2 separate regions of the Mus musculus genome follow, and region 1 is linked to region 2. The links are chromatin loops, found by intact Hi-C in ENCODE. Cell type or tissue: gastrocnemius. All regions are shown on one strand. Links, peaks and the distances in the headings refer to the core of each region. The heading gives the core; the rest is flanking DNA. Region 1 overlaps Pum2 (pumilio RNA-binding family member 2). Region 2 holds the start of 9930038B18Rik (a long non-coding RNA gene).

The links. A loop is a pair of places that touch in the nucleus more often than their neighbours do. Peaks named below come from ENCODE experiments on the same cell type or tissue, not always from the same donor. Only the 100,000 strongest peaks of a DNase experiment are listed, where the experiment ranks them.
Region 1: it touches region 2 in a loop (2.0-fold over the local background); 1 of 42 quality-filtered maps calls a loop at or near these places.

The regions. Positions count from the first base shown.
Region 1 is chr12:8,718,508-8,726,849 of GRCm38, reverse strand. Pum2 (pumilio RNA-binding family member 2) reads right to left here. Exons shown (of 21, transcript NM_001160220.1): 8 at 7,737-7,862; 9 at 5,043-5,185; 10 at 2,671-2,803. Among named protein-coding and RNA genes, the nearest start is that of Pum2, 48 kb to the right of the region's middle. In gastrocnemius, for the core only: a CTCF peak has its summit at 4,606 (motif pointing left); no DNase peak of the experiment used is centred there.
Region 2 is chr12:8,885,746-8,894,087 of GRCm38, reverse strand. It overlaps 9930038B18Rik (a long non-coding RNA gene), which reads left to right and starts at 643. Exons shown (of 3, transcript XR_105447.5): 1 at 643-688. The region is part of intron 2 of Gm33483 (a long non-coding RNA gene); the gene reads right to left. In gastrocnemius, for the core only: CTCF peaks have their summits at 1,073 and 4,618 (motif pointing left); a DNase peak (open chromatin) is centred at 4,603; H3K4me3 peaks cover 835 bases; H3K27ac peaks cover 1,329 bases.

The sequences.
Region 1 (8,342 bases), core at 260-8,259, 170 kb after region 2:
CAGGGGAGAGAAGGACCAACAGGAGGGGCAGAGCCAGCAGCCTGTGCAATGTGGCAGAGAGTAGCTAAATGTCAGAGACATGGCAGATGCCAGCTACAGACACTGCAGACAACGGGAAAAGCTAAAACAAACAAACAAACAAACAACAGACTTGGTAAGATATTTGGGAAGTCCTTAAGGAGAAAGTTAGAGATTAAAAAGAAAAATATTTTGTGTTAAAAAAAATGAAAAACATGACACAATGCATCTGAGTCCCATATGACTTTGTTTCACATATCAATGTACAAATAATTATTTTTTCAGAAACAACAACAATTTTAGATGTCCCTTTAAAAAGATATCAGAATAAAGCAGACTTAGAAAGGGAAAGGACTAAGGAATGGATAATGAGATTAAAGGATTCTTTAGATCAGAATCAGGAATCCTCAGTGCATTCTTATGTTGTCTACAACAACAGCATAAGGGGAGTTCCAGATGAGAAAAATCCACAAAGGCTTGAGGAAAATATACTGAGTTAAAAATACAGATTCTGTTTAATGAAGTCACCTTAGAACAATGTCATACAATACTTTGTTTCATTTTGTAGAATTTGAAAATGTAAAATATTTACATGTATTAATACATCATATAGTTGATGCCAAATTCAGAATTCCAAGGGGCTTCTGCCTTGAGTTTTAAAAAGAAATAATTCTAAGATTGCACATTTATTAGAGATGGTGGCTATACCTTTACAGACTGAAGCTGATGATGCTTTGACATATGTATCCAATAAAATAGAACAGTTTTTTAAAATATTATAGGGTAAAACATATACATCTTACAAATATACCTTACAAATGTACAGGTTAAACAACTGTAAAAAGATCTAACTATGCTTTAAAGGAAATACAGGACAGAAAGGGGATATGGGATCTCTCAGAGATAGATTAAATACTTTATCCACTTTATTTTTTAAAGATCAATTAAGACATAACATAGCTGCTGAAATACACTGAAAGAACTGTTAGATCAGCCTATGTATGTGAAAACCTCAGAATGAAAAGAAAGGAATGTGTTGCATTGAGGAAGAGGTTTTGCCTGTTTCAATAGGGAAAAAAAAAGCTGTGGATTCCATCAAAAGTAGTGAAAATTAGATTTAACCAGAGCAGACATACTGAAGATCTTGGCAACAGAAACAAAGGAAGAAACCAAGAAGAAAAATAAAACAGATAAAGTATATACACTGATCCCTTTATGTGGGAACAGGTTTGAAACTGGCTAAAATTTGGATATCTCAAGCCAGGACTACAGCTATGCCCAGCCTGTAAATCTTGTTGGTTACAGAGTTCTCAAGATTTATCATGCCATCCTCTGTATGGCAAGGGTAAAAATTTATATTATAAATTGGATATATAGTACAAACAGACTTATAAAATTTGATGCCTTTTCCCTAATCTGAACACAAAGAATAATCTTTAGTTGAATTGTACACACTGCACATTCCATACATGTTAATGCAAAAATGTATATTAATGTTGAAAGATTCTACGTTTGCAGAACAAAAGAACCAGACATCAAAGAAGACAAGGCAAAACTAATCCAGGCTAATATGTAAGGCTGGATAGGCCAAATGATAGTAACAAAAGAGAGATTGGATTCTTAAAGTATCTGTTGAGGATCGATGTAGCTATGAGGGTAAGTAAAGGGGGGACTAAGTATTGCTATTTTCTGATGCAAATTTTTGTAAAAGGCGTAGTGTTTACAATGAAGCAGAGATAAAAATAAAAATACAAAATTTACTATGCCCGTATTTCCCAATTTATTAACATGAAATTCTATAGGTTCTTTTCTTTCTAAAAACATGTATAGATGTTTGGCTTGCATATAAGTCTATATGCCACACACATGTCTGCCACCATGGTACTAATAATGGCAGGAAAGGGAGTTGGATGTCCTAGAACTAAAATGACATAATAGTGAGGTATGTATGGGTGCTGGGAGTCAAACTGGGAACACTCCATAGGAGCAATCTGCTCTCTTACTCACTGACCCATCTTTCCAACTTCTCCTGGCTTTTTGTGATATGTAAATTTCCCTGACATTAGGTAACTGTGTGTGATGATAAATTTTAGTTATCAACTTGACAATCTAGAATCAGCTGGGAGAATGTCATCTTAAAATGTGAGAGGTTGTCTTACTATAATAATTGAAGTGGAAAGATGCTGTGGTTCACACCAGGAACAGTTTAAAAAAAACAAACAAACAAACAAAACCAACAACAAAAACCCTTGATAACTGTGTTAAGAATTTTGCTATATTGTCATTCCCAAAACTGGACTTCTCAAAAAAAAAAAAAAATTGATTTCAAAGATTAGTATCTGGATCTGAGGGGTTTGTGTTTAAGACAGGGTTTCTTTGCATAGCCCCAACTGTCCTAAACTCCCGTAAGACCAGGCTGGCCTGAAATTCACCACCTTCACGCCCCAAGTGCTGGGATCAAAGACATGGACCATCACTACCCAGATGGATTCTGAGTTTGCAATAATATATTAATAAATAGTCAAAGCTTCAAAGATTCTGAGTTGGTCACTCTTCACCTAACATTTTAAATCTCTTGAGCTTCCCCTTCCCACCCTCAAAATCACCCCCCACCCCACCCCCAACTACAGTTATATCAAACTACTTATATACCTGGCATGCCTGCAGCAAGACTCTGACCAAAAGCCAAAGTTGGGTTTGCAGCTGCTGCAAGTGACTCTGCTTGCTGCCCTTGTTGGCCCTGACTTGGAGTAATAGGACGCTGACCTGCTCCAGGACGAAGAACCTAGAAAGGACAAATAACTCAGTTAAAAGGAATATAGCAACAAATTCATCTTAGACAACTATATACATATCACAGTAGAATTTGGATATTTTTTGGAAAGTAAAATATAAATTTAACATGAAAAGTTATAAATAATTTCCACCATAAAAACAAAGAAACAACACTCCTGGTTCTTGACAACTACAATACTCTATAAAGTAACACTGAGAGTGTAGCTCTTTGAGTAACTTATTTCTAATATTTATACTCTCCTTTTAAAAGATCCAACTAAAGGTGAAATGGCTAAAGAGCTAAATTACTTAATTTAAAAATGTTATTTATTAAAATTTATTTAAATTATTTTCTAAGGCTGAACACTGAAACATGAGACGTTTAAGGGAATTCACCTTTATGAGACTGTGATGTGAAGCCAAAAACCAAACCAACAAACAAAAAACTCACCAAAAACCAAAACACACAAAAAAATTTTGGAACTCAAGGAAAATTTAGCTTTAGAACTTGTTAAAACATAAAACTTATGTGTGAAAAATAACAAACTTCAAAGTAAGGTAGAAAGCTCTTAAAATAATAAAACACAAGCGCAGGGCGTGGTGGTGGTGGCGGCGGCGGTGCACGCCTTTAATCCCAGCACTTGGGAGGCAGAGGCAGGCGGATTTCTGAGTTTGAGGCCAGCCTGGTCTACAAAGTGAGTTCCAGGACAGCCAGGGCTACACAGAGAAACCCTGACTCCAAAAAAACAAAAAACAAAAACAAAACAAAACAAAAACAAAAATGATGAAATTAATAATACATTTTACAAGTATTCAAGCAATTCCTGGTAGAGCAAACTCTTTCCTGGTAGGGCACACACAAAAGATAAAAGATACGGGTTAAATAAATTATTAAATGATGTTATGATATGATATACAAAGGCTGAGCTAAACAATACCTTCCACAGAACATCAATATGGCATTAAAAGTATTATAGAGGGGCTGGTGAGCTGGCTCAGTGGTAAAGAGCACCAACTGCTCTTCCAAAGGTCCTGAGTTCAAATCCCAGCAACCACATGGTGGCTCACAACCATCCGTAATGAGGTCTGATATTCTCTTCTGGAGTGTCTGAAGACAGCTACAGTGTACTTACATATAATACATTTATAAAAACAAAAGTATTATAGAAAATTCCTAACAAAAACTACCTAACAAGCAAGCAACAAGGTATTTAATTTGCTTTATAGAAATACCATGAACACAGCAGCCAGAATTCTCACTTAGCAACATTGTGTTTACATTTATCAAGATAATTTTAATTCAGGCCCTTTCAAAAATTGTCTCTGAAGGCACAGACTGGAGGATCACTGGGAGTGGCTTTATAGTAAAGCTCTGTGGAAAAAACCTCTACCTAATTAATATTTTATTTGAGAAATTAAAAGCACCCTTTAATGAAAATGTCTCATCTTTTAGTGATTAACAGCACACTTGTATAACTACTTAGACATCTGTAGACAAATGAAGGAGCAAGCTCTTTGATATAGACATCAAGAATGTTTATTTTGATGTTTCTTGAAACAAGGCCTAATTACTCAAGATGGGCTCGCCTCAGTTTCCCCATAGTGATGGGGATTACACTTAACACCACATCAGGTGTATTAGCAACTTTTAAGAATCAATTAAAAAAAAAAAAAGAAGGATCGATAAAAATAAGCTTTTGGGGATGGTGAGAAAGTTCAACGGTTAAGAGCGCTGGCTGCTTTTCCAGAAGTCCTGAGTTCAATTCCCAGCACTCACATGATGGCTTGAAGCCATCTATAAAGGGGTCTAATGCCCCCTTATGGTATACAGGTGTACATGCAGACAGAATACTCATACGATTAAAAAAAGAACATAAATAAAAAATAAGCCTTAAAATTACTTGACTTTTGAAGAAAGTAAAATAATGAAAACAGGACACACCAAAGCATTGTTTTAGGGTTTTGGTTTTTTCCCAGACAGGGTTTGCTTGTGTAGCCCTGGCGGGTCTGGAATTAGCTCTATAGAACAGGCTGGCCTCAAACAGATAAATGCTAGGATTAAATAAAGGTGTGTGCCACTATTGCCAGACCACACCAAACCTTTAAATGCTGATCAGAAAATTAAAAGTCAGTAAGTAGTTGCATATCAACTATATATTAAGTACTATCATGCTATGTACTGAGGAATGGACTGTATAATATAATTAAATAATAAAGACTCCTTTATTATTTCACAAAGAAAGGCCTACCTGCTGCTGTCCAGGCTGAGCTTGTGATGCTGCTTGCTGGTTGGCTGTGTTGCTTGCCGCAGCTGCAGCTTGTTGCTGAAATAAATTGGCTGGATACACTCCCCATGGAACACCGTAATACTGAGGTGGAACCACTGCTGGACCTAAACCCCATATGGCCCATCAAAAGAAAAAAAGTCACTAAATTTTATATACAAGATCAGTTACCATTAAACTATAAAAGGAGACAAATCTAAGGCTTAGAGCTGAGCATATCTATTATAATGTTTCTCCTCACACTTGCTATTACACCACACTTTTTCTAATTCTTTTAAGACATGTCAGGTATGGGTTTGTTTTTGTTAAATTTGAGACATCGTCTCAGTTTGTAAACAACTAGTCTCAAACTCATAATGTCTTGCTGCAGATTCCCAATTACTTGCACCATTACAATACCCAGCTTACTGCTGCTATCAAAGACAGAACAAGAGTGCTCATGACAGCAGTGGCCTTACTGAATAGATTCAAGTAAAACACAAGGCTACCAATAAACTGACAGGACACTTACACACTCACATGTATTGACTGCCCATGTGGGTCTACTATAGACACAAATAACAAGGTAATACATTAGAAACCATAAAACTGTAACACTTAAAATAACTCATTAATTCAGTAAGAATAATTTTTTGATGTTAAATTTTTTAAACTATTACTTTGTAAGAAAACTAGGGAACCAGCTCACAGTGTATGAACTTTAAGCCTTTAAAGACATTTTTCCTATTGGAAACAGCACATCAACATCCTTACATGCAACTGAGTTATATGAAAACAGATGTGAGACATCAGTGGTCAGGGGAATGAACAAGTTGTCTAGTCGAGAATTAGATGATTCAAAAAGGGTGATAAAGAAAGCAAACTAAGGGGAAATAAAATCAACTGGTTTTGCTCTATTTTATTTTGCTTAAGATATTTGATTATATAGATTAATGAGTCCACCAAAAAAGTAGTTGAGTAAATGTCCTGATTTTTGACAGATACAACAAAATGTCAAATCAAATTAGGGCAATTAATTTGTTTAAAAACCCAACGTCACAGAGTTTAGGAGAAAAACAGAGCCCAGTATAAATATCAAATTGCTAAAATTAAAAGCACTTATAAACTTAAAGGCAAATATATTTCTAAAGATAATGATTTAAACACAACCTATAATAAAGATTGTCAGAACATAAAAAATTGCAAAACAAACAAATCAATAGAAAATTAAAGTGTGTAAAAACAAAACAAAACAAAACAAAACAAAAAAAACCCTCAAACTACCAAAAGCCTTTGTCTATTCAACACAGCCAGAAACTAGTGTGGAAGCTGAGCAAGAGGCCTAATCCGGAATAGTTCTGCACAAGTATACTAGGATTCTGAAGATTTAGCATGAAGAGCAATGCAAAATATAGATTTTAAAAATATTGATTAGGTGTTACAGTACTTTAGACATACTGGATCAAGTCAAATAAAATATACTACTGAATTACTTTATATTATGGCTAACTAAAAAAACTAATAAACTGTATTTTCTGGCTTATACTGCATTTCTGCTGAACAGTCACGGTGCTAACAAAAGGCTTAAGTTAACTAACTGTATGTACTAAATAACCTCTTGAAGATACTTCTTTCAGTCCTGTGGATAAATGTATATACACACACATATATAGGAGCATGCACAAACACACACACACATAAACAGACGACTACTAACATCAGCATATTAATATCTAGCTAAACAGCACCAGCAAACTATACATACTCATGGAATTATGTAGCACAACTTCTACATCAAAAGCTACTGACAGGTTTCTTTCAGTTTAATAGTTTAGACAGAAAAAAAAAAAAAAGAAGAAGAAGAATTAGCTTTCTTCTCTCACTTTAAAAGTATGTCTTACGTTTGGAAGCTGTCATTCTCCAAAAAGAGATGGACTATCCAACAGTCATAAATACTAACTGGTGACAATTATCTCTTAAAAGTCAGAAGTAGTAGTGACATTTTCAAAGTTATGCCACCAGAGGCATGCAAGTGAACCTAGGAATGACAGTAACACATTCTTGCCTCTACAAGCAATACAAACCATGCTTAAGGACTGAATTTATTTCTGCATCTGTAGCCAATTCAACCTAAATCAAATACCCCTAATGACTTTACACAAGACCATCAAAATAGTCTGTCAGTAAGACTGCACCTGACTAGCACGCAAGTTTCCCTTAACTTAAATAAGCAATTAATACACATTTGGCTTGAAGAGCACCTGTCAATAAAATTCCTTCCATACTGTTTGCACCCAGCTTGCTTGTAATACTTAAGAAATGTTTTAGATATACATTCTCTCCAAGAATTTCATCGACCTCCAAATTATTTCTGAAAAAATAATGTCGCTTTGTTTTGATTATTAGGATCAGTTATTTAAAATGAAGGTGTAGGTTCCACACTGTAGGATTTCTAAACTACAAACTAGAAATATAAACCAACTACACAAGAGTTATTGTTGCTGCCCTGTAAGTGTAATTGAAAAATGAACTCTCTTCAAATTTCAGTTTATTATGGAAAATATATTAGTTTCTCAGAAGAACTTCAAATTACTCATAGATTACCCCTCCCCCCAAAAAAAACCTTATATCAAGATTAAAACCAAGTTCATAACAAGCAACAAAGAATAAACAAGTTACCTGCTAATGTTGCTGCTGCAGCCAATCCTGCTGCAGTATACGGGTCAGTCCCTGGAGGAGCAGCACTAATAATATATGGATTTGGCACAAATGCAGCTGGAGCAAGGCCTGCTGAGAATACACCAGCTATATTTAAAAGGGTGAGAAATAATAAACGAAAATGTAAAGCATTTCTTCACAACCATTGTAATTCTGAATCTGGGGTGGGACCCCATACAATAAAGGTTTAAATTTTTACTGAATAACCCCATTTAGAACATCAGCTGTTTTATTAAACTTTTGGTCATCCTAAGTAGTTTGGATTTTGTCCTCAAAACAACAGAGAAACAAGAAAGAGTTTAAAGAGAGTTACTTTTAAAGCTTCTATGATTTCTGAGCTTAATATAAGCCCACACAGATTAGGTAAAAGCCAAAAACTATTGAAAATTCTGTCTTTGCAGTATTCTTTTTGTTGTTGTTGTTGTTTTGTTTTTTGAGACAGGGTTTCTCTGTCCTGGAACTCACTCTGTAGAGCAGGCTAGCCTCAAACTCAGAAACTCCCCTGCCTCTGCCTCTCAAGTGCTGGGATTAGAGGCGTGCACCACTACAGCCTGGCTGGTAGCCACA
Region 2 (8,342 bases), core at 9-8,008:
CATAGTTCTTTATACTTAATGTGCTGCAGTTTACCCCAAGAACAATGGTTTTATTATACTGTGGCTCTCTGGTATCCTTTCTGGAAAGAGGGCAGGAAAGGATGGAGGGAGGGAGAAAGGAAAAAAGATGAAAGGAAGAAAGATCTCCCCTACAGGGAATTGAAGCCTTAGTGGCTGGGGTCAGAAATCATACCCTCCCTCGTGTTTAGGTATTAGGGTTCAGCTTGAGGTTGCGCCCTGTGTACAAGTGAGAGCATGCAGGCTGTGATATTTCCCTGTATGTGATGTTTGGATGTGGTGGAGCTGTATACCGAGTTAAACTGGCCTTTCCATCCTTGTTGGCTTAATGCGACCAATGGAGCCTAAAATAGCCTCTTGGGAGGTTACTGCCTCGCTCCCAGCTTAGACCATATTGTCTACCTCTTAACACCCTTCAGACCCTTGACACTTTAACGGACATCCCCAGCCCAGCCCAGTGGCAATCTCTTTCTACCAGGGGTTGTATATCCTTTAAGGCAAGGGAGGAGCAAGAGGATGTGCGTGAAGGGCCATGACGGGGGGGGGGGGGCGGGGGGGGCGGGGGGGGGGACACGACGACGGGAGGGGGGGAGGGCGGGGGGCGGCGCACAGGAAAGATCATCTAAAATGGACCCGTGTGGATAGAGAAGGGAGCAGCTGAAATTCTCAGGTGAGGCGTGGCCAAAGGGAGGTCAAGCTCCGTCAAAGGGACAGCTGCAGGGGATTAGTGGAGCTGGCCTTGCAGGCTGTAAAGGGACCTTCAAGCATATTTTCGTCTTTGTCCACCATGATTCCCCCACCCCGAGTCTATGGGTGGGACAGAGGAGGGTCTCAAGAAATCGTCTCAGAAGAGTGACGTTTATGTCGTTTATCTAGAGTTCGGAGGAGTCCTAGTTGCTGAGAACCAGGGAAATCTCATGTACTGGATCTCAGGAAGAGAAAAGGAAACCCCGTTCTCAATTCTGGGCTACAGAGGAAGCCTAGCTTTTCTTGGAAATGATACATCACGCCCTCGCAGCTTCGGGCTGCAGCCCAGTAAGGGAGCCCCTGGCTCCAGTAACTGGGAAAGGCACCAGTGTGTTTGGCCATTAAGACTAGGAGACAGTAAAGTAAGTTGAGTATAAATGAACCTCTATCTCACAGTCAAGGTAGGGAGCTAGGGGATGGTCCTGGGAGGTTATCCCCCAGCTTAGCAACCTCAGTTTGTTCCCCAAGACCCATATCGTGGAAGGAGAGAAGCAACTCCCACCAGTCAGCTAGCCTCTGACCACAAACATGTGCTCATGAATAAGTAAATAAATAAATACACTCTAAATAAATGAACAAGCGTTTAAAAAGGGGGTGGAGAGCCTTGAGGTTGACCCCTGGCCCTTTACAGGCTGTTCTCTCCCTTGATAGAAGGACAGCGCATGCGCTCAGCACCATACCTGGCTGTAGGAGCTGTGGGTTCTGAGAACCATTACATGCCAACGCTTATCAGACTCTCAGCCTCTGTTCCTCTGTCAACTTAAGTTTAAAGCTTCTAGAACAGTGGTTCTCAACCTGTGGGTCGAGACCCTTTGAGGCAATCCATTCACAGGGGCTCACATAAAACCATCGGAAAATACAGATATGTATATATATGTATATGTATATATATATATATATATATATATATATATGTATATGTATATATATAAAATGATTCATAACAGTAGCAAAATGACAGTTATGAGGTAGCAACAAAAATAATTTTATGGTCGTGGATAAACACAACACAAGGAACTCTACTGGAGGATCACGGCATTGGGAAAGTGGAAAGCCACTCTTTAGTGAGTCCTGGTCTCCATCCTCACCGTTCATTTACTGTTTGAATACCTGCTGGTGGAGGTGGCTTTGCTCATGTCCTTCAGGACAGGTGGCTCTGTGTTCTTGTGTGACACTCCCTGTACAGGAGCATCTAGCAAGCCTGGCTCTGGGATTGAGGTCCCAGGTGGCCCTGAGACCCCACCAGTATGCCTATGGCTGACAAGCTTCCAGCATTCTCCTTCCTAGTCAGAGGAAAGAAAACAAAATCTCACTACGCTCCTCTCACTGGCACCAGATGTTAGCACCCTCTCTCCAGTGAGCTTGGGCACGTGCTAGAGAAACCACTCCTGCTCTGCAGAACAAACCTAAAGGCTGGCTACCTGTCTAGTGGGGAGTACTAGAAAACATAGAAATGTCTCAATTAACTATCACGCTACTTGCTTTACTTAAGGTTCCTATTGCTACTATGAAATACCATGACCAAAACGTAGCTTGGCAAGAAAGGGTTAATCTGGCGTACAATTCCATATTGCAGTCTATCATTGAAGGAAGCCAGGACAGCAATTCAAACTCCTACCCGAAGGTAGGAACTGATGAAGAGATCACAGAGGGGTGCTGCTTACTGGCTTGCTCATCATGGCTTGCTCAGCCTGCTTTTTTTTATAGAACCCAGGACCACCAGCGATGGCACCACCTACAATGGGCTGGGCCCTCCCCTATCAATCACTAATCTAGCATACAGCTAGATCTTATGGAGATGTTTCTCAGTTGAGGTTCCCCCATTTTCAGATGATTTTAGTTTGTGTCAAAGTGACTTAAAACTAATAAGGACACCACCTTTCCCAGGAAATCTGAGCCCAGAACCAGCTTTTAAAAAGTTCCTGGAGTCTGGATATGAAACTGGGGGTGACCCTACTGGGACTAGCCAATGGGCAGGGGCTTTTTAGAAATAGCTAACTTGGGCTGGAGAGATGGCTCAGCAGTTAAGAGCACTGACTACTCTTCCAAAGGTCCTGAGTTCAAATCCCAGCAACCACATGGTGGCTCACAACCATCTGTACAGCTACAGTGTACTCATATACATAAAATAAATAAATCTTAAAAAAAGAAACAGCACAGTCATGAATGGGGGGCAGTGATAGGGGGCTTGACTGGTCTTGAGGGTCAAGAGAAAGTCGGACAGGGGCAGTCACAGCCTGGGGATTGAGTTTCTTTAGGCACCCATATCAGTACTTTAGTACCAACATGCTTGCATGAGAGTCTCTAAGTAGCATGCTCACAGTATTGGTTAATTTCCCTATTACCATTGGTTTATAAAGTAGACCAAGTTGGCCTTGATCCTCCTGCCTTAGCATTCCGATTGGGATTTCAGGTATGTGCCACTATGCTCAGGTGATCTCTCCACTATCAATGTGGTTCATTAAACTGACTTTTGTAGATGAGAGAAGAGACCCTCATTTCAAAGGCTCTGAGAACTCTTGTGTTCCAAAACTCTGTTACTATTAAAAATTACTTGTAATGGGGGAGTGGGGGGGCACACACCCAGTACTCAGGAGGGAGATGAAGGCAAAGCTCTGTGAGTTCAAGGCCAGCCTGGTCTGCAGAGTGAGAACCAGGACAGTCAGGGCTATACAGAGAAAACCTATCGAAAAAAAAATCAATCAAAGAAAAGAAAAATGACTTGTAAAAGTATATAGTAGTGTGTGCTTGCATGGATTGCTTGGTTTAGTTAAGGGACCTCTGCTCATAGGAACATGTGACAGTCCCAGGTTAGAGGACCTCAGTTGCTGAAGTGCCAGCTGGAGCCACCAAGGCCACAGAAACAGCCATCTGAGGCTCCTGAACACAGGACTTGTGCCACCTTCAGGAACAGTACAATTCATAACAGTAGGAAAATTACAGTAATGAAATATCAAAATCATTTTATGGTTGGATGTCACCCCAACATGAGGAACTGCATTTAAGGGCTACAGCATTGGGAAGTTTGAGAACCACTGTAAGCCATAAAACAGACTGCACCTGTTACAAACCTGTAATTTACCCAGCCTTTAATCCCCCAAAAGAAAAGAACCTTCCATCCGTCCTCAGACTCCAGTGTCATAGCTGACTATAGCCATGCCATGCTAGGACCACCTTAGTCCTTAACAGCTCACTGACCATGAAGAACTCCCTTCAAAACATAAAAACATGTGTCTCCCAGAGCCAAAAACATGACGTGATGTTATGGGAAAGACCATTGATGGAAGCTAGGCACCAACCCAGCCACTGCCCTGGTGCTACCCCTGCCCTAACTCTCATTGAACACTAGGTATGGTTATTTTCTATGGATGGTACAGGTATAAAGAACTCTAGTGCTGGGACAGAAATAAAAAGCCACCTTCTAGACAGTTTTGCCAAATATCACAGAGCAATTTGCCATGTGCCAGAGCTGGAATGGTTAACTAGACTACTGCAGCTAAGGCAAAAAAGAACCCCTCTATGCTCATCAGCCCACAGGGTCCGAGGTCAGCAACCACCTCCAGAAACACAGCGGCAAGGCCTTCATGTCTTGCCTTTCCTAAGGGACATTACCTAAGGTACCACTAAGTTGTGACTAAGGAATGCAGGGCCTCAGACTAGGAGCATGGGCTTGCATGGGATTGATTAATAATCGATGGACATAGAAAATTGGAAATTTCATCGCTGTGGACAAGAGAGACGCATCTTTCTTTTTTAATGTAGTAAATAAAGCTAGCATGCCTATCAGCAACATTGTTTCAAGCGCGGCAAGATATCAGCCGGTTGGTAAGAGCGCCCTCCTGTGTCAGTGTGGTGGAATGTCTACTTGCATTGGCTTCAAAACACACTTCCTCTCCCATTTTTCATTAGGCAAACCTGTCAGAACTTCGTTGAGGCCTCTAACCATGTGGGTTCAGTTAGCCCCTGGGAGGAGGAAGACTAGTGTCAGGGGCCTCTGACCTCAGCTAGGATAAAGGCTTCACTCCTTCCTATGTACTGCACAGTTCCATTCCTATAAATGATTGGAGATCCCACTGTGTTCATGTGGCGCCTATCTGTAGACTGACTCCATGTTTATTAAGATCTAGCACGGAAAAGATTTTGAAAAGTGCTTATTCACTTAATATACTTAAAATAGCATTTTGTAGCAGCAAAACATTTTTATGAAAATAAGGGGGGGGGGGAATGTAAGGATGACTTGGTTAGTAAAGCATTTGCCTCAAGACTGAATTTGATCCGCAGAACCCGCATAAAAATGCTGGACATGTCAAGTGCATGCTTGCAATCTCAGTGCTGGAAAAACAGAGACAGGAGGCTCCCTGGGGCTCCCTGGCCAGCCGGCCTAGCCTAACCAGTGAGCTCTGTGTTCTGTTTCAAGAGAGATGATCAATGTTCCTGAGGGTAACTCTCAAGATTGCTTTCAGCACCCCCCCCCAGCACACAGAAAGAGAGAGAGAGAGAGAGAGAGAGAGAGAGAGGCTTAATTTTCTAAAGCAAGTACATTCATCACAAAGCTAGCATTATTTTACGTGTTTGCAAATCTCTCTCTGTCTGGATTAACAGAAGACAGCTGATTCTCACGTTCGCTTCTGCCTCTAATCCCTTGCCATATTAGGTCACGTAGCCTCTGGGAAACTCTGTGTGTGCTGACAGCAGGAGTGACGGAGGCAAGTAAAGCCTACAGGTTATTACAGAGACATTTTGACCTTGGGATCCCCTGAGATGGTCTTGGGAAACTGGGACGGGGGTGGGGGTGGGGGGACTGTTTTGAGAACTGCTAATTAAGAATGTAGTCACATGGGGGAGTGTCTGGGGGCTGACAACTTCGTTGGTAAAGTGCCTGCATGTGTGAGGAGCTGACTGAGCCGAATCCCCAGCACTCATGTAAAAGGTTGCTTACTTGTAACCCTAATGCTGATGAGGCAGAGTCAGGAGGCTTCCCTGGGGCTTGCTGCTTAGCCAGCCTAGTCTAACAGCGAGCGAGCGAGCGAGCGAGCGAGCGAGAGAGAGAGAGAGAGAGAGAGAGAGAGGGGGGGGGGGAGGGGGAGAGGGGAGGGGAGGGGGAGGGGGAGAGGGAGGGGGGAAGATGGAGAGGGAGAGGGGGAGGGGGAGGGAGAGGGAGAGGGAGACAGAGAGCGAGCATGTGTGCACTGATGCAGAAGCAACTGCATAAGTATGTGCAGGTCAGCAGAGGCCACTGTCCATTATTATCCTCTATTGCTTTCCGTATTTTATTTTGTTTAAGATTATTTAGAGGGAAACTAGAGCATACTGATTGACTAGACTGGCTGGCCGGTGAGCTGCCCCAACCCGCCTAGATCCTTCCAGTTTATGGTTCAAGCATTGGAATTGCAGGCACCGGTGGCCACATCCTGGCTTTTTATGTGGGAGCTGCAGACCCGAACTTGGATCCTTGACTTGCTTTGCAAGCTCTCAACCCAATGAGTGGGGCCATTTTCACAGCCTTAAGAATATTTTTTAAGTGACTGTCCTGGTGTTTGAAGTTTTCCCCAACCAAAGAACCTATCTGAACCTGAAGATGGAAAAGATATACCCCGATCCTGGGTTACTCTATGTTCAGGAGAGAGAGAAAAAAAAAAGAGATGTCCATAAACTTTCCATCCTTTGATGTCCATCACAGGCAGAGGGTACTGTTTGTGGGCAGCATCTCAGCCACCTCTTGCTGGTCAAACACCTTTCAGCCTTTCAGAACTTTCCTCGCCCATCCTTCTGTTCCACGCACCTGGCCCATCAGCTCTGCTGCCAATTTGAGATCTTTTTGACCCATAAACAGAAGCTGGAACAACAGTTTTCTCTGCTAATTCATGGAAGCTCGTGTCTGGATTGTACCCAGAGGTAAACCCAGCCTCCACCATCCCCAAACACAAAACACCTCTGGGAGGGCCTGGGTGCTAGCTCCCTGACCCTGTGAACTGCACTGGGCATTGCCTGCCATCTGCAAACGTCACTTGAGGATACCTCCTTTCCCACAGTCAGCTGTGACCTGGACACAGTCCTTATGATAAGACACTGACTTCTTGACGGACCCAGATTTTGTCTCAGTCATGCCATACTTCCGTTCTCTTCCACCTTGGCCCAAGTCAACAGCATCACTTACTTTTTTTTTTTATGTATGAGAATGTTTGCCTGTGTGTCCTGGTGTTTGTGGAGTTCAGCAGAGGGCACTGATCCCCTTAAACTGAAGTTATAGAGGGTTGTGAACCAACACGGAACCAAATCTAGGTCCTCTGCAAGAGCAACAAGTGCTCTTAACTGCCGAGCCATCTCTCCAGCCCCTAGCATCACGCATGGGGGCTCACGACCCACTTCCACTCCATATAATGCTGACCGGTATTGTTTCGTGCAGGTCTTGTGCAGACAACCACAGCTGCTGGGGCTTGGGGGGTGTGGGTTATCCATGAGTCCTGTCACGTCAAAAAACTGCTGCTTCCCTCCAGTAGTCTGAGCAGGGCTGATCCGTAGACTGCCTAGGGAACCCAAGTTGGGGACTCAGCTCTCACACCAGGTGGTCTCTTCCTAGGGGTGACAGCAGTCTCCAGACCATTTCTTTTCCCTCCTGGCCCCTGAAGCAGCCTGAGTGACTTCTATAGAATGCCACCGAGTCTATCTGTTGCCATCAAAGCTCTTCGCAGGGCTTGCTGGATACTTTGTCTTCATTTTCCCTCTGTTTGAGAAAGGTTATCCTCCAAGGAAGGAAGGTCTCAGCTCTTTGGGGGACACTGTAACTGTTCTCCATCACAGAGCTCTGCCGCCTCATACATCTCTCCAATCTCAACACATCCTCTTTCACCTCTTCCTGGAAGTCCTAGTATCACACGCTCCTGGGCCTGATGACTTCCTTCCTGTACCCCCCCCACACACCCACACCCACACCCACCCCCACCCCCCCCCACCCCCCCGCTGCCACTGCCCCATTTGGCTTCTGTCACTCACTTGGTCTCATAACTCCTGACTTCTGTCCTGGTAGAGGGGTACCCAGTGGGAAAGGAGGTTGATTCCCTGATCCTGATGATGCTCAAAGACCAACTTGCTAGAGTCTTCTGATCCCTGTGGTCCAGAGGTGTTGTAAGGCAGGTGATGTACTGCTCTCACCATCCTGATCTGGTCAGATGCTGAGATCCACGTGGTCAGCTCCAACTCTGCCTCTGAGATACTGGTCACCTGCCCCAGGCCTGGCTGAATTCCAGGCCATCCACCTCACCTCTCAATACTATCCTGTATACCCGGTTACTTCACTCTCGGGAGAGGCCTGCCTGAGTGAATGAGATGGAGGCTGAAAGCAGAGTCCCTAAGTTGAGGGTCCTTCTAGGTTGGGGCCCAGCTAGGGGAGCAACTCACAGGATCAACGTATCAGCTGACGATAGGTGCTCAAGTCTTGTGGGTGGTTTCCAAGCACAGGGGTCTCTCTGTATGACAAATAGTGACAACCACCACTGTCATCCTCTGACCCCTTACCCCAGGCTCCTCTCTATATCATTTGAACAGGCCTAAAAACTGCAAGGGACCCATTCTTTGCT